3 separate regions of the Homo sapiens genome follow, and regions 2 and 3 are each linked to region 1. A link is a loop called in an ENCODE intact Hi-C map of the cell type or tissue named here. Cell type or tissue: ascending aorta. All regions are shown on one strand.

The links. A loop is a pair of places that touch in the nucleus more often than their neighbours do. Peaks named below come from ENCODE experiments on the same cell type or tissue, not always from the same donor. Only the 100,000 strongest peaks of a DNase experiment are listed, where the experiment ranks them.
Region 2: a loop joins it to region 1, with 8 times the contacts of the local background. A loop is called at or near these places in 2 of 110 quality-filtered maps.
Region 3: it touches region 1 in a loop (3-fold over the local background); 13 of 110 quality-filtered maps call a loop at or near these places.

What each region holds. Positions count from the first base shown.
Region 1 is chr13:29,920,111-29,928,110 of GRCh38, forward strand. It overlaps LINC00572 (long intergenic non-protein coding RNA 572), which reads right to left and starts at 6,541. Exons shown (of 2, transcript NR_047501.1): 1 at 6,393-6,541. In ascending aorta, a CTCF peak has its summit at 4,277 (motif pointing left); DNase peaks (open chromatin) are centred at 4,161, 4,641 and 5,551; H3K27ac peaks cover 3,980 bases.
Region 2 is chr13:29,435,432-29,443,431 of GRCh38, forward strand. MTUS2 (microtubule associated scaffold protein 2) reads left to right here. Exons shown (of 16, transcript NM_001033602.4): 9 at 4,552-4,618. Among named protein-coding and RNA genes, the nearest start is that of MTUS2-AS1, 48 kb to the right of the region's middle. In ascending aorta, no CTCF peak of the experiment used is centred here; DNase peaks (open chromatin) are centred at 334, 1,039 and 3,490; H3K4me3 peaks cover 976 bases; H3K27ac peaks cover 4,287 bases.
Region 3 is chr13:29,504,700-29,512,699 of GRCh38, forward strand. It overlaps MTUS2 (microtubule associated scaffold protein 2), which reads left to right. Exons shown (of 16, transcript NM_001033602.4): 16 at 1-1,248. SLC7A1 (solute carrier family 7 member 1) reads right to left here. Exons shown (of 13, transcript NM_003045.5): 13 at 4,715-8,000. Among named protein-coding and RNA genes, the nearest start is that of MTUS2-AS1, 21 kb to the left of the region's middle. In ascending aorta, a CTCF peak has its summit at 3,606 (motif pointing right); a DNase peak (open chromatin) is centred at 3,622; H3K4me3 peaks cover 511 bases; H3K27ac peaks cover 371 bases.

The sequences.
Region 1 (8,000 bases):
AACCCCCCTCTGTTCCCTCTAAAACTCCTCTTCCCTCCTTAGACTCCCTGCATGTAGGTTTTGCACAATGGAGAGGGCGATTGGACTTTGTTAGCAATCTGTCTCCATGGACCTTGTTGTAAACAAAGAGATCTTTAATTGGAGAGCATTTTTCCACGCAGCGGTCAATGTGACATATATGTTAACATCTTGCAACTGCTAAGCTATACAATAAAAAGAAGACATAAGGCTTCTTAGTCAAATGTATGTTTCTTTGATCACAGTGAAATAGACAGTTTAGAGCTGTCTTTCAAGTGACTCATGTCCAAATCAATAACCCAGCCCTGGACAGAAACAATCAGGATGGCCTCTCATCAGAAACAGGTCCATAGGGGTGAGCCAGCGGTCAACAAGTCACAGGATAAACCTGGTACAGCATAACAGGAAGGGTTGGATATATTATGGGATTAGAGGATTTACATGACATTTAAAAATAAAACACAAAACTGCAAAGAAATGTATCCTTTTAGGGCGCTGCAATAGGCCACACCCCCAGAATCCCAAGAGGTTCTCCCATGGAAAATTTGATATGCTTTGCTTATGGAAATATAAGGAAGTCTCACCTAGCTCAGAAGCCCATATTCTCATTTTCTTCACTTCCCCCCTTCATGAAAAAAATCAAATATCATGTGTCATCACAGACAAAGAAAAAGTGCAATATCTAAATAAATATGTGAGCAACAAAAATCCAAAATACATATAGAACATAGCTGCACACCCTCTTTCACATTAAAAAACAATTAACAGCAACCTCAGCTAACAAAGAAAAATGATACATGGGGTAATCCAGTGATCTGACAGGGCCAGGGGTGTGGTTCCTGACAATAAGGTAGGCTTTGTGGGAGGGTGTAGAGTAGCTCCAAGACGGCATGATCAAATATGAGGGCTGTAGGCTTAATATCTTCCCAGATGGCTTCAGCCTTCTTTCCTTCTTCTGTGGTCCACTGGGAGTGCAGTGGTCCAACCCTGCTTCACGCCCCTTTAGAGGAGGTTCCAGAGGCTCCCAGGTTGGCAGCTCCTCTGGAAACACTGCTCCATCACATGCCCTGTGCAGATACCTGCAGGGTGCCCTGTTTCCTCCTAGATCCCACTTAAAATCCCACAATTTAGGACAACTGCCCTTCCTAGCCTTATATTACCTTCTTTTTTTAACCTTAATCTGACCAGGCCATTTGCCAGCTTTCAGCTGCTTTCTTGGATTTCTAGGCACTATGCTTTTTCCCAGGAATCTCCTCCTCCTGCCACCAGTGGGTGGCCATCCCTGCCTAGCAGAATCTGGAGCTCATTCTTTAAGGCTCAAACTCCACTACAAAGTCCTGACTAATTCTGCCTCTCCTGTGGTTCCATCACTTTGTAGCTCTATGACAGTTGTCATGTTGCTTTGGACTTTTGGTCATTTGCTCTGACACTCAAAGCCAGCAACTTGAGAGTCAGCCTATGTTTTACTTATCTTGGTATTTTCCACACTCCTTACACATATGCGCCTTTCACCTGCTACGTCTCAATTTGTTTGCCTTGGACAAGTCACTACATGTAAGACTTGCTGTCCTTCTCTGTAAAATGGGTCTAATAATAATAAGTCCTTTCAGAAGGATTATCAGAATTAAGTGAATTTATGCAAGTTCAGCATTTAGTGCACAACTTGACACATAATGAGTGTTACTTGCTACTAGCATCAATAATTTATAAAAATAGAATTTTGGCCAGGCGCAGTGGCTCACGGATGTAACCCCAGCACTTTGGGAGGCCGAGGCAGATAGATCACGAGGTCAGGAGATGGAGACCATCCTGGCTAACACGGTGAAAACACGTCTCTACTAAAAATACAAAAAATTAGCTGAATGTGGTGGCAGGCGCCTGTAGTCCCAGCTATTTGGGAGGCTGAGGCAGGAGAATCGCTTGAACCTGAGAGGCGGAGGTTGTAGTGAGCCGAGATCGCACCACTGCACTCCAGCCTGGAAGACAGAGCGAGACTCCGCCTCAAAAGAAAAAAAATAGAATTTTATTTATTTCATGCTATAACAGTCTCTTTCCAGCTTTTGGGACATTTCTTAATTTCCTTCCTTAGTGGAGAAAAAAGTACTTGCTATGTTTTGGTGTTCTTATTCCTAGCTGTGCATTGAGATCATCTTGAGCCTTTAAAGATGTTGATGCCTGAGACCCGCCCTCCAGAAACCGTCGTTCAGTGGGTGCGGTATAGCTGTGACTAATTTTTGTGGAGCATTTCTCATGCAGATCCAGGGTTGATAACCCCTGCAAATCACTAGATAGCTTACCACTTCCACCACAGGTCCCTTGGGCCCTTATTTCTCGAGTAACAAGCTGTAATTCGGGGCAATTCAATCTCCAGAATATCCTACTATTGATACCCAGAGATGTACATTTCACCTTTTGTAACTTCACCCCTGGTCACTCCGTCCAAGCTCCCATGATGACTCAGCATTCTTAATACCTCTTGGTTTTCCTTCTATTTCTGTAACAGTAAAGTACTTCTTCAGGATAACTTACTACTAAGTAATAAAAACATGAACTAGTGGTGAGTAGTAGGGGAAGAAGAACACATAAAATCTTTCCAGCTCTCCATTTCTCATTTCTCCTCCCTAACTCATGATGAGTGGTAGGCCTGATCCCATCAGCCATGAGTGGGGAGGGCTGAGCTGAGGGCATGCATAGGAATGGCCTGGCCCCTGGGCCCACGTGAGCAACTGCACGGACAGTTGGGCTATTATAATAATAAGTCTAGGGTAATTGCTGATAGAGAGATGCAGATCCCTATTTTTTGCCCTGTAGCCGCTTAAAAACCTTTGTTCATAATTGTAGATGTAAAGCTTGTACTTCTTACTGGGCATTGGATTTCAATGGGAATTAGGCCAAAATATGGACCAGAGAATTGGCCCCACTGTGGCCAACCTGGGAATGCTGAGTCAGTCCTGTTCTGCTGACTCAATTCTCTCTTTGAACTGCAAGACTCACAGTCTAAGCATTGAGACCAGTGGTTCTATTGCCAAGACAAAGGGGAAAAAAGGCTGATTAAATTTGAGACATGGCAGATAATGCCAAAAGGCAGAGGCAATGTGATCTCTGAAGAGAGAGAGACGGAATATGTGTTTTGGAGATACGAGTATTGGAAAAATGGAAATCTCATCATAAAATGACTGCTGTGAAGCAGTTGCTCTGAGGAATCCCCCTTTACCCATGTCCTCTTAGATTCCCTCTTTCTTTGTTCCCTTAGACTCTTCTAGTTCCAGATGGTCTCTGGTGGTTGCTGTTGTTTTTCTAACAGCCCGGGTTTTTAAGTCACTTAAAAACCCACATGAAAGGCCCATGAAATATCAAGGTGATTCTGAGGACTGGCTCCATTTGCTCCAGAGCCCGAGTTCTGGCTTAGGTAGAGGACACCCCAAGGAGACTCAAACCACAGATCCAACTTTGAGCTGCTTCCACAAGCCCCAAAATGCCTTGAGCCTAATCCAGACAGGCTTAAAAGTTTAGCTGGACAGGATCTTGGACATAATTTTTACAGGTTAGGAAACTAATAGCTAGAGAGGGTAAGTAAGTCACCCAGATCACATATCATGCCTGCGACAGAAACAGGACAAACACCTGCCTTCCAACAGTCATGCACTTGCTGGGTTCCTTCTCTGAGCTGGGGAACGCCAGGCTAGCCCTAGAATGGCATGCGAGGCTGGAGAAGGAGACTGTTCCCAAGCCATATACCCCATGGCCCTTCAGTTTTGGGTGAATGCTTTTGAAAATTCTGTCTAGGCACCAATTACACAAACAAAACAGAAGAAGTGGAGACTGGGCGAGCCAGCCAGAGAGAACATTCTTTATGTATGAAGTCACTGGCTTTCAGTGCAAACTACTTACAGAAACAAGGTTCTTGTGTGGACTGCCACAAGTAAGGCTCTCCAAGGCCTCTAGTTGCAGCAGAGAAAATGTGATAAATCTACAAAACGTTCTGCAGCTTTACTCAGCTCTTTAAACTCAAATATTTGTTTTGGATGAGGAAATGGCTCAGGGCATGAGCACAATCTCACCAAGTGTGTGATCCTGGTGCCACGTGGCCACAGCATGATTCAGGATTTCTCCTGCCTTAGCCACTCCTCTAACCAACAACAGCACCTGAGTCACACTCCTGGCGTCCTTGCTGGGGCTAGGACCCACCCCTCCATTGGCAGCCTTTGTCTCCGGGGGCACGTGCAATACAGCGCCCCCTGCTGGGCACCCTGTCCTGCTCCTCTCCAGCTGGGTTTGCCTGCCTGGACTGGCTGCCCAAATTCAAGACATGGCAGCTAATGCCATGTGCGACTTAAAGGCTCTCCGCTTCCTATTTTACAAGAGGCTCTGTCTGCTTAAAGTGCTCAGTGCCTGGTGATGCCATGTTTTTTCCTGTCGCTAGCCCCCTCAAAAGAAGGAAATTCATTTGGGAGTTGTTTGAGGTGGATGAGGACATCCTTCCTTCACATCTTTGGTGTCACTGGAACAGGTGGAATTCCTGGCTGGAGGCAGGTGATGCTCCGGTGAGCACATCAGAGGCAGCAGCCGCAGTCTGCTCACCCTGCAGCTGAGACGGGGGAGAAGCTTCGCCAGCTGCCTCATCAAATGGAATGCAAACAGAGAGGAGAGCCCCACTTGCTCATCATGCTCCTAGCTACTCCAGCCTCGCTCCAGGGTGCTCAGGGCAAAAGAGGGCAGCCCTCTGCCAAGGAGGGCTTCCTGGTGTGTCTTTCCATGGAGGAAGGACTCCTCTGGGAAGGACTCCTGCTGGGGGACTTGGGGCATCTGGATTGCCAGCTGTACTCAGCAAGGAGCGGCCGCAGAAAGTTCTGAGTGCTTCTTGAGGGAAAGCATAAGCCATCAGCAGAGAGGGAGAGAGTCAGAGCAAGAGCGAGAGCGAGCGAGAGAGAGAGAGAGAGAGAGAGAGAATGGGCCTCCCAATCTACAAAGTCCCTGCACCAGAAGTAAGGACATCAGGCTTGAGACCTTGAGGCTGCAGCTGTGCACACCCATTCCCCCAGCCACTGCTCATGCCTGCAGTTCCTGCCACAGAGAGAGGCCTTCCACCCCACAGCTGAAAATAAAACTTAAATGCACATACCCCTTTGACGGAAAAACAGTGACTTCAAAACCATCAAAACAAGAAGTCACTGATTTTAAATCCTTTACTGAGATTGATAGGGAAAAAGGATTATGCAGGAGCTGGACGTGAACCGTGGCTGCTACACAATTTGGGCTAGGGCTTACTCTTCTCTCATTAAAAAACCCTATTTATTCCACCAAAGTAGGTAGAGTTCTCCCTCTCCTCTTTGGATTCTCTACTATATTCCTTAGTAACGTCATGAGGCTTTCTCAGGACTAAGCCTGCAAGTTGTCTATTAAGCCAGCTTTCCAGTGGGGACTGCCTAATATTGACCAAATACTTTAGAGAGTCATATCATCTGTGAGCTGGCAGAGATCCAGAACTCCAGTCTAGCACTCACATTTTACAGACAAGGAAGCCAGTGCCAGGGCCTTAGCCTGGTTTCACAACTCTTTCTCTGGTTCTCTTGGTGACTGACAACAAAACGACGCCTCCCTATTCTGGTGTGGCTTGGGCTTCTGGCTGCTGGCACAGGAATAGCCAAAATCCTTCCTTTCAAGCTTTCTGTGTAATGGAAACCCTGCTTGACTAATTAGGGCCCACCTCTCTCAAACTCCTGAATCACTGGCATTCATTAAATATAGAAAAGCATTTTATCCCCCTAATGAAGGAGAACTGGAATAACATAGATGAGTCACACACACTGAAAACTGTCATGATATTCAAGAAAGGTGACCTTCTCTCACACCTGCAGACCTGGGAGGGTGGATTGAAATCTACATCCAGTTTTCTCCTTGGGCTCTGACTGGCAGGAGGGTTTGTTGCTTGTTTTTTTTTCTTTTTTCTCCAGTTCCTTGTAGTAGGATGGAGATGTGGGTTCTGTTTTATGAGGTGTGGATTGCGTGGGCTGATGGCGTGGAGGAGGAGACTAGAAGAAAAGCAATACACACACACACACAGAAACACACACATACCGCCCCCACACACATTAATGCATACACACAAACCCCACAAAAACACACATGCAGAGATACACATGCACACACTCATACCACACACACAGACACAAACACAACCATACACTCACAACACACAAATGCACATATCAACACACACATAGACACTCTCACGCACATGCAAACACTCAGACACATACACCCACTCACACTACACACAAACACAAATAAATATGTACTCACATTCTCTCTCACACACACTCTCTCACACACACACTCACACACACACACATACACCTTTGGTTGCCACAGACCTTGGTGTTTGTTCCCACTGGCTGGCTCAGCAGAAAATGTGGCTGAGTTGTAAGACTCTGTTTTGAATGTGGGAGTTGGAAAGAGCAAAGATATTCTTCAGGTTCAGGAAGGCACCGGCCAACAGGAGCCGAAGGAGGAAGAGAGAAGAGATGATTTTCTTCCCTAAGAATAACTTTTGAAGGTGGAGCTGAATTTCACCTGTTCACCTTGGTGATGTCACTTTACCCCACTGTTTCTCAACGTGCAGTGCCTCTGATGAACCTGATGCCAGGCCTGTGAGGTACACCTTTAGCCACTTCTATGATGCCAGTTTTTGTTGACAACACATGTTCTGAATGCACCATGGCTGGCTGACTTTGACTGGGCAGATAGCACAAATCTCCAGTCTGAAAGTCATCATAATACTTGGAATGTTTAGAAAAGTCATAACTTAGGGGTGGTTCGTAACTTCTTAGAATTGTGCTTCCCTCAAATTATATATAAGCAGAAGAGAGCAGCTTTGGATGATGGGAGTAATTCAGGAGTAACCAGGGATCCCTAGATCTGGAAGAAGGAAGTAAAGTTAGTGCTTTCTTCAAAGGTTTCAATATTTCCTTATATTTTAGTGCAGCTTAAATCCAAAATCATAACTAAGGATATCTTTGCTATGGGAAATAGCTTGTTAAATGGATGCTGTTGGCCAATTTAAAAAGAATGACATGAAATGATTCCACAAGCTGCAGATCTACAGATGGGAATTAGATTGGGTATTCTGATTTAAGGAAACAAATTTGAGAGAAAAAGAATTCCATTTTATTGCAAAATTAGAGTTGAATAAATCAGGTAGGTAATGAAAGATTCAGGGAAAGATGATACTTCTAAAAACAAAGTTCTACAATCTCCAACCCAGATTTCACAAGCCCCCAGGATTGTTTCAATTTTGTCAGTGGGCTTAAAGAACTTATCCAAAAATTCTTAAAATAACATTAAATCCTTTAAAGTATTTTGTAAGATGTAAGAGTGCCATTGTAAAAAAGAGAATAGGGATTATTATGACATCCAACTAATTATGGGATACTGCAAGCACCAGAAGTGTAGTCATTGCTGAATTAGTTTCTGAACTTCCAACTCAGAACAGATCTGGATTTGCTCTACAGGGTGTGCATCTCTTATCAGATTTGGAATATATATATATATATATATATATATATATATATATATATATATTGGATTTTGGAATATTTGCATATACATAATGAGGTATCTTGGTGGTGGGACCCAAGTCTGAACAAACACGAAATTCATTTATGTTTCATATACATCTTATGCACATGGCCTGGAGGTAATTTTATACAATATTTTAAATGAGTTTGTGCCTGAAACAAAGCTTTGACTGTGTTTTAGCTGCCATCTGTCACCTAAGGCCAGGTGCGGAATTTTCCACTTGTGGTGGCATGTTGGCAACCAAAAAAGTTTTAGATTCTGGATAATTTTGGATTTCAGATTTTTGGATTAGGGATGCTCAACCTATATTACTTTAAGGAGCAGTATTGCTGCTCCAAACAGGGTGGTCTTCTCTGTGGGAGTCAGAGAGATTATAGATATTTGGTGCTTTAAGTCCCATTAAG
Region 2 (8,000 bases), 480 kb before region 1:
TCAACCCACAGTGTCATCACCCAGACCAGGCATAGTTTGGGGAATGGAGGGGAGTAATGACTTGAGATCCTTTCCAAGGGAGTCCCGGGTGTTCAACAGAACCTAAGGGCCTTGCAAGATCACACTGGATTCTGTTGAACCTTGATGGATGGAGGAATAACTTTTTGAGGCAAAGAGCAGTAAATGGAAGATTCCTTTAAGTTCACTCTTGCCTAAGGAACAGTGTTCCTGCAGTCACAGCTATTGACTCATTTCATTGCAGGGTGGTACTACGTCATTCTGGTTTGGCTTGCAGGAAGCAAAAAGTAACTTACTTTATGCAGAGGATTCATAAATTAGAAGAGTTGATATCATTTCAAAAACAAGCACTTATGGAGGAAGGGCTGTCGCCAAACTGCGCAGGCTGGCCTCAGCGAGCCAGAGCAGAGCTGTGCCAGCATCTTCAGCAGCAACATATTCAGAGGTCATCAGACAGCATCCTTCTAGAAGCTGGTGGGGAAAACTAAACAACTACTCTCTCAGAAGTTATAGCCCAAGTAAGCGATGCTGAAATGGGTCCAGACGCTGGAAACAGACTAATGTGCAACTCACAAAACAACACCCAGGACACAGACAGGCAGTTCAGGCTGTGGAGTGGGATGTGAATGCAGCCAGGGCATTCTTTCATTGAGACAGAGTAGTCAGGAGCGGACCCTGCCTCTCTCCCAGTCAGACATGAAAAGCTTCATGGTAATAAGTGCTCAGATCCAGGCCGAGGCTCAGTGCAATTTGGATCTTGTTGTTGCATCTATCTAAGCATGGCTAGGAGGGGAAATCTTGGTGTGCTCGTGTTTGATGAAGAGTGTGGACGATGGGTGGAAACTCCTGCCTTTGCCATTTCCTGGTGGGTTGTGCAGGGGCCAGCCACTTCACCATAGAGTCCCAGTTTCCTCCTCCATAAAGGGAAATAAGACCCGGGATGCTCTGGACAGTGTCTGGAGGAGTAAATGACATAAAGGGCTTACCTAACATTGTGCCTGGACTACAGAGAGTGTTTGGTGGTGGACAGCATGAATCACCTGTAGTAATTAGTAAATAATACTTAGCCAGAACTTGCCAGAGTTAAGTTATTTTCCTTGACATTTGAGTCATCAGGTTTGTTGCTTATTTTGGCAGCCAACCCTTCCTTGAAAAGCCATCTAATGACTATAGTTTGGAACTGGCTGGTTTTAGAGCCTGAACTTGCAAAAGGGTGGATGGGGTCATTTTCATTGGGTCTTCGTGATCTGTTTTAATAGCCTCTGCTTCCCCAAATGGAGATGGTACAAGGTCTCTAATCTCACTTCTATCTCCTTTCCACTTCCTTGCCTCTCTCTCTCCCCATCCCCTTCCTTCCTTTCTTTTCTTGCTTTTTTTTTTTTTTTACATTCTCACTTGGTTTCCATCAATCTTATTTGTGTTTCTCCTAAAGCAACAGATGGACAGGGAAGGCCTGACCACAAAACATCAGCATTAGGTTTTCACCAAAGTGATACAAGTCTGAAGGTCTTCATCAGCAGTCTCCCTCATAGTCAGCGCCATACCGAAGAGGCCTGTCCCTCTCATAGGGCCTTCCAGCCACTCCTTCCCCACAGGCCTGATTCTTCTGTGGCTGGGAGTGTGGACTGATTTGTTATGATGTGAGAGATCCCTAGGGCATGACTCTGATAACGTCCAGCAGGGGCCATGACAGGGAGCTGGGGGAGATGTTGGCTTTCAGTTAGAAATTAGAGTTGATTTGTTGTTTTTGTTATTTTCTGATTGTTCACTGCCTGGCCCAGTCTAAGTCTTTGCAACTCTCATTACTCTGAGAGTGAACACTGTATAATGCTATTTCTGGACTGATAAGCATACTATTTCAATTCTCTGGCTGTGTTTAGATAATTATTTAGGAACGTGTTTAGGAATTAGAGAATATGAGTATTCAGAACTATTCTTGACAGTAAAAGCAAGTTGGTTTTTCCACTAGGTTAAGATTATTTCAGGGTCAGTACCAAAATTAGTGCTCTCCAAAATACCAAATTTGCTTAACCTACAGGAACACATTGATTGTCATCTGGTCATATTATACTGCTGTTAGAATGAGTATGTAATCCCTGTGATCGGTCTGATTAGAACATGTTCCCTGTTCTGGCTTCTCCAATCTCTGAACCACGTCAAAAATTAAGCAAAATCAGGGCAGACCAGGAAGGTGCTTACAAAAACAGAGCATAAGGCCAGGCACGGTGGCTCACACCTGTAATCCCAGTACTGTGGCAGCCACAGATTGGACAGATTGCTTAGGCCCAGGAATTTGTGACCATCCTGAGCAACATGGTGAAACCTCGTCTCTACTAAAAATACAGAAAATTAGCTGGGCATGGTGGCATGCACCTGTAGTCCCTGCTACTTGGGAGGCTGAGGTGTGAGGATACATTGAGCCTGGGAGGTAGAGGTTGCAGTGAGCCATGATTACACCACTGCATTCCAGGCTAGGTGACAGAGCGAGATCTTATCTCAAAAAAAAAAAAAAAAGTATAAGACTGATATGCAAATTCTAAATGCATTTAGATAATTAATATGGAAAAGCACCTATTATATATAGGGTGTTATCCAGTTGCAAATGAAATAAAAGGAAACAGAAATATAATAACAACTTACACTTGTATGAGCTTGCTAAATGCTGGACACTAACTACATCACATACATTAATTTAATCCTCATGACAACCCTGCACAGTGGGTGTAGCATTAGAGTAGGAATATTGAGATACAGAGTAGGATTATGCAATAAAATACATGCTCTCAGATGTAGTTGTTAACTCTGAAATTCAGGGAAAACAAGGATGCTATGGGCTGGGATGGAAGGAGAGAACTTCAGAAATGAGATGGGAGGTGTCCGTTGGGTCTGTCTTAGTGTCTTTGGGATGCTGTAACTAAATGTTATAAACTGGGTGGTTTATAAATAACAGAAATTTATTTCTCACAATTCTGCAGTCTGGGAAGCCCAAGATCTAGGCTCCAGCAGTTTCAGTGTCAGGTGCGGGCCACTTTCCCGTAAACATTAGTACCTTCTGGCTGTATCCTCACACGGAGGAAGGGGCAAGGCAGCTCCCTGGGATCCCTCTAATTTTATTCCTGAGGGCTCCACCCTCATGACCTGATCACTTCCCAGAAGCCCCACCTCCTAATATCATCAGCTTGGAGGTGAGGATTTCAACATGAATTTTAGGGGGATTTAGGGGGACACATACCTTCAGACTATAGCAGGGTCCATTTCCCTCAGGGACAGATCTATTGCTGCATTTTCTTAAGGAAACTATTAGCTAATAATTTTTGACTCCCACAATGAAAATAGCTCTCAGTGTATTATGAAATAGAGTTTTATTTTTGGCATGATGAATATTATGACACAGCTTAGCAAATGCCCTCTGGATAACCCGAGACCCTCCCACCAACCCAAAGCAGCACACTTGTTCCCTGCGTCTAAAAACAGCACACCAGAAACAATATTGTGAGAACTGTCTGGTCACATTCCACACACGTCCTTCAGAGGTGCTGAAACCAAAGGCAACGGTGGTTAAGGAAGAAAGAACATTCTCAAGGCCCCGATGATACTCATGCTAGGTATTCGGTCCACATTTTACTCAAAATTCCCTCCCCGGAAATCACTTTGCTTCGAGAGTCCATGCTACAGAATGACAGAGACTTTCTTTGAAGGCCTGTAGTTTTGGTATCTCAAACTTGAAGAGAATTTATATAGCACATCTTTTCTGGTAATTGTGAGTAATAAAATCATAATATGCTGTTTATAGTGACTCAATAACGCAGATTACAAATTCAGCACATCTTCAACTACTTCCCTACTTTATATCAGAGGATGTATTTGATTTGAAAACAACTTAGCAGTCATTTAGTTATACGGGGCATTTTTTGCACTAAATGGTATTTCAAGCCTGAGATTTCCTTTTTTCATCTATTGATGCTGACAGTGGAACAAAAAACTTGGAAACCTTAAATATTGTTGTTGGTGGTATTACAAAGAGAAATGTTTCATGCTAAGCCTTCTGCCCTGATCTTTATTATTGATTAAGTAGCTAATCATGTATGGACAAAAGGGTAAGTTTAAAAAACAGTTGGTAAAACAAGCATTTGGCCCTCAGAGAAATATGGCACAGACTTTTTTAATGGTCGGAAATCTCATAGTAGTGATAATAATAAACACTGTACAATAATATATGGCAATAGATTAATGGGTGGGACACAAATTTGCAAAGAATTAATGCAGGATGATATACAGGAGTGTAATCTAGACAAAAACACAACCACGGGTATTATTAATATTATGATGCAAGCTTTGCCATTTGAATGGGATACAAATGAATGAGTCAGACTTGACTTTGTAAGTTTTTACATGCTTATATAATGTGAAAATTATCTCCTTAAGGACTAGACTTATAAATATTTGCTTAATACGATTCATTAATTAATCATGTGAAAGTGCTTATCTAGCATAAAACTAGGGGACTCTCGGTATCCGTTTTTGTTTTTTCAGAATGAAAGTGCCCTTGTGAAAGAAAAAGAGCTGTCAATCGAACTTGCAAACATCAGGGATGAAGTTGGTAAGTAGGGCATTGACAATGAGGAGCATAAAGAATGTCTTTTCCTGATTCCTGTGAATGTGTACCAAAAGCAATTATGCCTCCTGTAATAAGCCAGTGCAAACCTGCCTAGATGAATGAAGTATCTCACCCAGCACAGTGGTGGGCTGCTGTAGCCTTAGCGGGGAACCATAATTTTCACGTCTCCGTTGTTATAAAGACAGCTTCCTAACAGTTCACAGTGGAACTCATCAGGTCTTGACTGTGCTATTTGCAGATGGCAGCTCATACATCAGTCTGCACTGATCTATCTGGGTCCCCTCTTATAAAACGAGGTGCTGTCTGCAAGATGCAGATGTTCCATGGCTTCCTGCCACTGTCTACCCTGTCGTGAAATACTCTGTGATCTAGAACAAGGTCAAAAGCACAAATCTGGTTGGATTAAAAATACGAGAGTTCATGTTGAAATTTCTAATATTTGGCTGATGAAACGGTTTGGTTCAGTCTGGACCACGGAGACCTTACAAATAAAATGATCCCCAAACCCTGGGGATGTGGCTTTCACCGTAGGTCAAGGACAGGACCAGGTATTTGCCATATTCTCATTGCTTGATCCCATCTTCCCTCTCGACCATCTGTTATTCTCTTTCCCCAGGAATCAGTCAGCAAAGCTGAAATACACATGGTCTGTTCCTATTGCCCGCTATTCTCTTTACCAGTGAGCACTCCTCCTCCATCTAGTGTGGTCCTGGGAGCAGCCCACCATGTGCAGGTGTGGCTTCCTCCGTGAGTGAAGGGATTGGAGCAATCCCAGGTGTCCTTGGCAAGTAGCCAGCCATGCGGATAGGCAGAAGGCTGAACTTCCCCAGGGACCACAGGCCCTCAGGTGTGCAGTGGACAGAATAGTGAGATCCAAGCATAGCTTTCCCCAACCCTTTGTATTCCTCTCTCCCTTTGTTAAAATGTTTTCTTTTTCTCCCCTGTGAGTTCTGTGACTTCTTTTAACATTAAAGTAGGTCTGCAATGGTCTCTTCTCCTCTCTAAGGACAGCAGATGCTTGTGGGGAAACAACAAATAACAGGCCCCTTCCCAGACTTGCTAGTGTGTGATCCGGAGCAGCAGGACCCTGCTACTGCTGCAGGGACACCTACACCCGGACACCCCTTCTCCCCCACCAGGAGAAGCCCAGGGGTTGACGCCAGATGTAGGCTTCTTCCAACAGTCGGCTAGGAAAGGCAGGGTGTGAGGAACCCTGGAAAGCTGAGGTCCATGGGAGCCATATGTGACCTGGCTGGAAAGAGGAGCGGGAGGGGAGAAAGTGGCCCCACTCCCCGCAGACGCTTGCTGGAGAAGTCTCATCCTTCCTCTTTGCCATTGTTGTTGTTTTTATGGAGATTGAGCCTAATTTCTATTTGTTGGGTATCACCCCAAGCAGCATTCACAGTGACAGCTGCAGTGATGACCTCATTGCCAAGGCCTCCATGATTGAAGCCTCTGTGTCCCCATCTGTTTCTTCACCAATGTGGCCACGCCTCATGATCCAGATGCCCACATCTGGCCTCAAAGACCCGTGTTGAGAGTGGCCCCCACTTTTTCCTGAAGGGAAGCTCCTGGTACACTCACTGGTGACCCTGCCCAATGCCAGGGACTGTTTCTGTTCTTCTCTAAGGAAGGACTCACCACCCTTCACCCGTGGAGCCATGGGTCCCATGTGATTGGCTGCCCTCCCGTGCATGCACACATTGTACATGTGTGCACACACACATGCACACATGGGAGCCATCCTCCTCGATGACTCCCATGGTTCCTTTAAAAGGACCTTCTGCCTCCTTCCCCACTGATGGAAACTACCTTATCAAAAAGGATTTTTTTTAATCAAAAAAATCCTCACCTGATGAACTGCAAAGACCCCCTTCTCCACTCACCGGCTTTAGGGCCTGTCCTCAGTTGGAGGTGACTCTGAGGCCTCTCCTCCTGAGCGAAGCTGCCAAAGAACAGGTTTCACCTCTGCTGACCTTCAGGTCAGTTCCCAGGGGATGTGGAGGTGGAGACAGCTGGGAGACCTTGCCTCATCCCCTTCTGGAATCTGCCCCTCCCCACCTTGTAGAGGTAGAGACCCTTGGAGATGGCCCCTGATGACACTGTGGGGGCAGCTCAGAGGCCTAGGGTAGAGGTTCCAAAATTCTCAATTCACAGCGACCACAGTGTCTCAGTAATTTTTTTTCACAGTATCAAGGCCAAATAAATACCTCCCAGCTCTATTTAGAAAGGAGGTAAGTCTAAGCCACTTAAGTGTGTATGTTCTAACAACTTTGTGGCCGTTTGAAAAACTGAACATAAATGGAAAGAAAACAATATATTTTTGTTTTATTCTTAAGGAACCACAATGACTTGCTTGTGATTGGGCCCCACACAACGTCTCAGACCTTGGCATCTGATTGGATAAGGCTATCCTTGCATCTTGTTTCACACTGATTTTCACTGCATACTTTTTATCACAGCAGCAGCCAAAACCTCAGCTTTGCAAAGATATGATATCATGAAAGGGGATGAAGTGTGAGCTAGTGATGAGCTAATGTCAAAACTCTGAATCCCCCAAACCAGCACAGGGAGGCAGCATTGGTGTGTTTCCCTCGGAAGTATTGATAGAAGAAACCCTGCAGTGCCCTGTGATTTGCTGCAGTGGCCCAGGGTGCCTCAGCACACAGTTTGCAAACCACAGGCTTGAGGACACTTCCCTGCCCTCAGTGGCCGAGAGACTTGAGCATGAGGAAGGTTGGGTCTTCAGAGACTCAGGAACTGAAAGATGCTTATGAGTTATAGTTCAGCTAGAACAATGTGCAGTGTTACCCCCTGTAATTTATAGCTCCTGCTGCCTTTCCTCCTCTTTTAGCAAGATATGTTGGTCTTAGTTAAGATAGAAAAGCATTGAATTATATGAGGGCTGTCAAGTCTGTAGCCCTGAAATGCTATAAGCCAATCCCAGAGTATGCTTCTCTATGAAATAGATGAGTTTCTAGGGGGTTCCAAGGCTTGGCAGTTCTGAGCATGGGCTTTAGGTTCAGGTGGGGCGAGCTGGTAGACCTCTCTGTCCCACAAGTTCCCCTTCATAAAATGGAAAGTCAATTAAAGAAGATAATGCCGATGAAGCAGTCTGTAAAGGTGACTCTCATAACTATCCGGTGTGTAGCACCTTGAAACCAAAGATAAAAGATGGAAATTTCCACTCCAGGGTGAATTTCTCCCTAGAGAGACTTCTGCACTCCCCATGGGCAAGCTTTGGCTCTGGGGGCCCTGTGTCCCCTGATGCAATTGGGTTGGGTGCCGGGTGTGCCAAGTGCAAGGCTGCTTCTCTCTGTGCTTTCCTGAAGCTTCTAAATGCAGCAGGCGCTACACAAGGATT
Region 3 (8,000 bases), 420 kb before region 1:
CAGATATGGTGATGATGATGATGCCCTTGTTTCCTGTATGTGACAAAGACCCTGCACTTTCTCCCTGAGACCCCCCCAAAATTGTCCTGAGCACAGGCCTGTCTTTGAGCGTGCCCAAGGCGAGAAGAACCATGAGGGGGTCCTGCAGGGGCCGGAGCCATGGAACGGGGAAGAAAACAGCCCGCGGACGGGGTCGGCTTGTCCAGGGCACGCCTGCTCGGCACACGTGTTGCCAACGTGAAGGCAGACATGGTCCCTGGCCCTAGGATGAGTCCACGCTGGGCTTCCGGGCCTCAGGTGCATCTCCAGCCAACCTCCAAGGGTCTTGCTCCTTCTGGGGACGTACACAGTAAATCCACATGGAAACACCACCATTTCTCTTTGCTTTAGTGGCTCTGCATGATACTGTGATATTGAGTTGGGCATTCCATTAGAGTAGATCTTGCCACATTGACTAAATACACAAGTATTTATTCTAGTAGCAGGCACAACCTGCAAACACAAATTCAGTTACAGCTTAGCTGTCCGAATTAGGAACCGCTTACATAGCCGCACCTGCTAAATGCAGTTACACAGCAATACTGACTTCCGTGTGATGCTAGAACGTGGTACAGTGTATTAGGCTGCTGTGGTCAGAGTTGTAGCATCGTTAGCACTAAGTAATTCCTCATTAGGTGGACTTCGGTGAGAGCTTTGCCCTAACCTGCCCTGACCTTGGGTACTTGAGCTAATTTCCACGTGGCCCTGGCTTCGTGGTTTGTTTGTTTTTTTTCTTTTGTTACGGACACCCATCATGTATGGCTCCTCATCTGAGCCATCACCGCTCCCGAAACACATGGGGCGGCAGCTGCTGTGCCTCCTTCTCAATTCTTCCACCCCCCCACACCATCAGAATTCGGATTTCTCTCCACGTGGCGTCTGCCTCTGTCCCCTTCCAGGCTGGAGCGACGTTTCCACGTTCGGATGCTGCAGCCTCTGCACCTGCCTCAGACAGACCCACCAGATACCACCTGTCTCTTCGTGGCATTTGGGAGATGCGTGGGCGGCCTGCCCCCCGACCGCCGCCCCTGCCCACCACATGCTGGGACAAGGTTCTGGCTGGATGTCAGAATGGATGGGGGTGGGGGCAGCCCTGGCCGTGATTAGTTGAATGAATGGGGTCACAACATCCCTTTTCCTGCCCCTACAGTTTGTGTTGCATATTTGTGTTTAAAGCCTATTAAAATAAACTTGAGGGACTTTCTGCGATATCTACTTGATGTAACTGGAGACCTGTCCCTCTCAGGCTGGGGATCCCAGGCAGGGAGGCAAGGGGGGTGGCGTTTGCAGGCTGGACCCCTTTTCTGTGTGTGCCGGGGTTGGGTGATGGTCCGTGAGAGAAGTCTTGTAGAGACCCCCTCTCCCCTGACTCCGCAGGTCCCAGGTCCCTGCGCCCACCCCTCCAGCCTGGGGGCTTGAGCAGCCCCTCCCCTGGACTTGGGAGCTCAGTGCCTCTGCTCTGCAAGGCCGGGTGCGCTGGAGTTGGCTGGAAGGAGGACATAAAAGGTCATTCACTCATTTCAACCTGAAAGTGCTTGCTCCCCCCATCCCGATGGCCTTCAGTTTGGGCTGCAGCCGGTTTAGCCAGCTGGACCTCGAAGTGTCCCACAGGTGTCTGGCACCATCACAAGGGAGACAGCTGGGTTCGCAGGTTCCCTGTGGTGGTTTTGCAGGGTCTGTGGGAGTGGCAGCTATTTCAGCGAGATCAGCAAGTCCCTCCTGAACAAGTAGTGAACAACAGACCCTTTGGAGACACAAATTCACTTCCGGACCTCACAGGGAACACCCCAGGGCCACCTCTGGGTCATCCCAGTATATCGATGGCAATCTAGTTATTAATAATCTATCTATCTGGCCACGTGTCCTAACCTGTTTGTTTCTTTTGGGGTGTCTTGAGCACCCTTCACTTTCATAATGACCCCCTCCCATTGTCCTTACCCCACCTTATGCGGTAAACAAGGCAGCTGGCAGCACCTCCACATAACAAAGGAGCAAATGGGTGGCAGCCACCAACACGAGCAGGAGGTGAGATTAGAGCCAGCTTTCCACTGTCCATGGAGAATGGTGTCCCCTTCCACGGCTCATTTGCAGTAGGCAGAGGAGACTCTGGAAGTCAACTCACTCACTGACCTCCTCTGTGCCAAGGAGCCCTGAGAGCTGGCTCTCCCTTCGTGGGAGACTTGCATCCCCCTAGCAAGAAGGGAGTTACGGAGTTAAGCACAGGTGGAAACCAAATGGTTGGACAGCTTCCCACCTGCGATTGAAGTTGAAGGATGTTCTCAAAGCCATTGCTGCATCAGTGTGTACACTTCGAGCAATGACTCTGGGATTGCACCCTGTCACCTCATCTGTAACCACCAAGTGGTGAGAATCCTGCCCACGTGAGAGTCTGTCAAATGCTTACATACACACACAGATACACACACACTACACACAATCCCGAAGGCTGGTAAGCCATTCTGGTGGTTAAGACAGAGCATGTTAATTCACTTAAATTAAATTTGCTAAATACATTTTTGTTAGCCAGTCTGCATCTTTCAAACCTCTTGCCCCAAACCTCATAAAATAAAACCAAGACAGACACCTGGTGTTTCTGAGGCCAGGCTTGGGTCACTCCCACCGCAGCGTGATGATGCAGGCCAATCTTCCTCACTCACTAAGTCGGGAAGCTTTTTCCAGTGCCAGCGCCAGGCAGGGTCGGGATGCCCTACAGCTCCGAGCTCAGACAGCCCTGTCCCTTGTATGTCTGCAGACCTCCTGGGTGCCCATGCCTCCTCCCTCTAAGGCACTCACACCACAGACACGAAGAGAGCACCTGCCACGCAGCTGCTGACTGTGCATAGCGGCTTCTCACATGACTGCACCGCCAAATTCACGCGGCAGGCACTGGGCTTCGTCCCTCCTCCTGCACTGTGGGAGCAGCGGTTCAGAACCAGCTGGCACTCATCATCAGGTGCATTGTTTTAAGGAGAATTTAAAAGCATCCATGGCAAAGTCCCACCCAGCACAGCTTTTTCTTCCCCACGCAGTCTCAGATCCACTGGGATTAAGTGCTCAGCCACACCAAGAGCCAAAAAGCTGTTCCCCTCATCAGCAAACATACTGCCTGTTTCATTCCTGAAGACTTTTCCTCACGTTGTGTTTTTTAAATGGCTGTATTTATGGCTGAGTGGACAGGCTTAATTTGGTAAAACTGAACTGTTCCCTTTGAACAGGGGTTGATGGGATTATCTGTAGTTGGTTCCAGCCCTCCCTGCTGCAGCCTCAGACCCTGCCCAGGTCTGTGTGGTGTAAGGGCTGGGCTGAAGTTGGAAGCCAGGCCAGCACCCCAGGCCATGGCTCCACAGGCTTCCTTGTTGCTGCGAATGCCATTTGGAGGCAGCTTTTGAATGACCAGAGGTGCTTCATAACCAAAATGTGCAAGGGAAAACTTTCTCCAGGTGGTACCCCTCAAGCCTACAGCCTGGCATCGCCCCACAGGACCTTGAGGAGCCACCGGTCAGGATTTTCGAAGAGAGTGCTGAAAGACTTGGCATGGCCTTTTCAAGCTGTCTGTGCGGCACCAAGCAGTAGCCACTAGGTGGCAGTGTGGCGCTGCAGGAACTGGGGTCCACCTTGCACTTGGCTCAAAGTCATCCTTAGGGACCAGAGGACACATACAAAAATCCAGGAACAAGGCATGCCCCATGCTTATTTCCCAGTTCTGGAATCTATCAGGCTCTCTGGGCTGCTTTGCGAAGCTGGCCCCTTTTGTGAATCAGGTTCTGCAGCAGCAGAACCTCCCGCAGTAATTACACTGGGCCAGAAACCACGCCCAACCTGTGTCCCAGGGGCACGCTGCACGAGCTTGCTTACCCACCACGCAAGCTCTGTGGTCTGGCTTTCTGTGTGGCCAAGGAACACGAAATGTGCATGATGCTTTCAGGTGCAGACGCTCATCACATATTCCAGATCATAGGCACGCTGGGGCCCGGAGAGCAGCTCGCCTGCCTTCCTCTCTGCACAGCTCCCTGGGTGTCTGCTTTCAGCACCATCCATCAGCTGACAAAACTCAAAGGTCAAACCTTATCTTCTGGGCAGCAGATCTTCTGGTATAGCTGCTGTGAATCACTGCCTTTTACTGTCTGGGAATTAAGGCTCACTTGACTGAATTTGCCTCTAGTGCAAAAATGGATCCTTTCTCAAGGGAGTTGAGGGAGTGAGATAGTAACAATTACCAGGATAGCTACACTCCCCGACAGCCCCTCCGCCCTGCATGCACTCTGCTCCCTCTAACAGGATAGTGTATGTGCAGGCCAGCACAGACTGGGGCGGCAACAGGTGAGGGCGTTTTGTTGCCAGAGACCAAGTCCTTCAGCAAATGCCTGACAACTGGCAGCCTCTGAGCTGCTTTATCCCAACAGCTTGGTTGGAAGGAAGACCTCTGTGGCCCCAAAGCCAAATAAATCTGCAGACAGTATCAGAGATCCAAAATGGGGGCTCAAGGGATTCTCTGGTTGAGGCTCAAATTGTTGGAATAAGGATTTTCCCCAAATGGCTACAGGAAAGTGAGAAGATAGGACTAAAGTCACGGGCTGTGGGGAAGCAGAGCGGGATCTGGAACTCTCCATGGGGCACTTCCAGGCCTGGGTCCCAGGAGAGACCCACTAGGATTCTTGAGATCACACCATGCACATGGAAGCCATAGAATTTATTCGAATTTGCAGAAGCATGAGATAATGTACCACAAAAGAGTTTGATTTTACAACATAAAGTATGGTAGGAAGTGGTCAATGTACACAGTGTTGTCAGCAAAAAGGGGAGGCAGGGCAGTTTCACATTTTTTGAAAGGTGGTGGACGACAACTACACTTGTCCTTAAAGTAAAATAAAAGCAGGAGAGACCCAGCAGAGACCAACCTGATTTGCAGTTAGCATCAGAATCTAAATCTAGTATCACAACTTTAAGAAACTAAAAGAAAACTATTAGAAAAATAGAACATCAAACAAGCAAAAAAATATACAAATGTACATAATAAAAAACACACAACTCTTAATAATGGCTCCATGTTCAGTAGAAGAAAATATTTACTGGAGAAACCACAGCTATTCAGGTTTGATAATAAACCAACCCTCATTGGTATCATTACCCTTAGTGCTCCTTAAACTCATTGAAGCTGAAAGGCACAACTTAAGCAGGAAACTTATCATCTTAAATATATATTATAACTTCTCAAATGGGAAAATAAGTCCCAAACTTAATAGTCTGTCATCAAGAAACACAAAATCATTTGCCTTGTTAATAAATTAACAGTCTGAGTGCATCTTTCCATCCTGCTTCCTGACCCTGCTGGACACACTAATAAATACCCTGAGAAAATCTTCTCTTTAAGCTTGGCCAAGGTACTCCATCTCCTGTGGGGTTTTCAGCTGGCACTCAGCACATTTGTAGAATGACCCAGGAGGGCTCCATGGCAACTGTGCCCCGAGACTCCAGGCCCAGCCGGGTCCCGATGGCGAGAGCGTTGTGGCTCAGTGAAGCACTGGCACAGAAAGGCTGGACTCGAGGAATCGAGGGGTGAAGATGGAGTCGGCTGACATTTTTTGCCTTAAAAATACATTAGGAGTCATAAGCGTGATGACACATGGAGTGTAGCTTCTTGCACCACTGGATCAACAGTAATCAATTTCATGACTCGGATAAGGTCCCCAGGAGCCTGGCAGAATGTACATCTCCCTCTCCCTTCAGAGCCTTACATATAATCTTCTCATGACGATGGCAAACAGATATATTTTAAATTACACGTAACAATTATACATAGTGTATATCCAGATCCGTCTGCAGGCGAACTCTGCATCAGTTCCACATATAAGCCTCACGCCCCCACCACCCTGCAATTTCCCCGTCCTCGGAACTGTCTCACGAGACCACCAGCGCACAGACACGAACATGCCTCTCACACACCCCAGAACGCAGCTGTGCTGGAGTTGGGCACAAAGGCCCCTCACTCCCTGTCTTCATGGTGTGGGTTCTTGGCTGCCAACAGAACTGTCAGCCTTTATTAAGAAGGAAGGGTCTGTGTAAAAATGGGATGTGTGAATCAGAAGAGGGGCCCTGGCACAGAGCCAGGCAGGCTTGCTTTAGCATTGAGTCCTGCGTCGCGCAATGCCCAGGACCTTGCCTGTTAAGTCTGGGTGGGGCCCCTATGGGGCATGTCCACGTGCCCCCCACCAGACTCATTGCCCTGTCTCCAGTCTCCACTGTGGGTTGGGCTGGAGGCCATGCCACGTGGGACTGCAAACACCAGCCAGTTCACAATGCCTGCTCCGTGGCAGGGGCACGGCAGGGAGGAGCTGGTATCATCAGCGTTTCCACCCATCTGAACAAAGGTGAGCGGGCCATGCACCCTTCCAGCTGTGCACAGGGATGTGCTGAAGGTGCAGGAGGCAGTGCGTCAGGGCCTTGGTGGCTGGGGTAGGTGGAGAAGCCCGCTGCCCCCACCATCCTGCGGTCACCCCTGGACTCGTATTGGATCCTGGCCACTGTGCTAGAGTCAGCACAAGGGACCAGGTGGCTGGCTGCCTGAGAGAGAAAATAAGTCACAGTGGAAAGAGTTTTTACTGCTGCAAAAACCAAAAGTGGGGGGAGATCTCAGCAATTCTGACAACAGTATACATTTAGCGACCTTTCTGAGACAGCCTGGGGAAAATGCATCTATCACTGTCCTCTTGATTTGGAAAAATAAATCCGATGCATAAAGCCTTGGACAAGGGTGTGTGAGCAGGGATGATAAGTAGAGTGGGGGGTGTGTAGAGGCCTGGTCTCCTCCGGACGGTGCCCCTCCCAACTGCAGAGCTGCCCTCCTGTAAGCCGGCTCCCGAGCCAGCTGCCAACAAGGCCCCCACTGCCTCCCTGGAGACCCACTTCATCCCCCTCTTCAGCAGAGGTCCTGAGGCAGGGGGGTGGAGATCTGCTGGGTTTGCTGCTTCATGAATTTGGGCCTTCGGAGGTCATGAACACATGCAGGGCAGTCACAGGGGTTGTGGGAGACAGGAAGGGATGTTTACCCATCACAAATGGGTCTTTCCAATGTGGGTATTTGTGGCTGGTGCACAGATAAAAGTAGACACAATACTCCTTGGTGGGTGTGCCTCTAGTAATGTGTAAGTTCTGACTATGTAGGAAAATCCTGGCCAGTGGAACTAAGAATATTCTTGTTTGGGCAAGGGAACTAAGAGATGTGAAACTATCATTTTTTTTTTGCTTGTGTGTATTTTTATTTCAGGGAAAGAAATGAGGGATATGATAAGAAAAAGTCTATTAAAATTGTAAGGCTTACTCCAGACACCATTGCTTAAATCACTCCCCTCTCACACAGAGAGAAAACCCCTGGCAAGTGCACAAAAACACTACTCATAAAAGCACGGTGACCAGTGAACTATTATGCAAGGCACCCCCACGTGTCCTTTCCTAACCAGGAAGCCCGTCCTCTAAGGAGGGGGCATGGGTCCCATCCCTGCCCAGCCTAGGCGTGCTTCTGTGTCCAGCTTTAAGGCCTCTGCGTGAGGAAGGCCACAGACTCCCAGCTGTCAGCACGCTGTCATGATGAGACTTGGAGCAGGGGAGACGCACCTTCTCAATCTACAAAATGAGCCATGGCGCCCATTAAAATGTCAAATGTCAACTCTAAATAGTCTATTGGGTGCTGTCTTGCACGGAAATCTCAGCCAGAAAGAAAAACTAGAGAAAAGAAAAAAAAGAAAAAAGCAATTCTCTCCCACCACTTCACTTTTCTTGGAGACTGTCTATCCCTCGAATTCTCTTTGCCTATGTAGAAAATAACGGAAAAAAAAATCAAGCAAATAACTACCAGGTCCTAAGACAAGAGACAACCAAAACCCCAACAAAATAAGTTAGTATTTATCAAAATATGTTACAACACCAATCTCCATAAATGTCAATATCACTCTTTGGAAATCGGA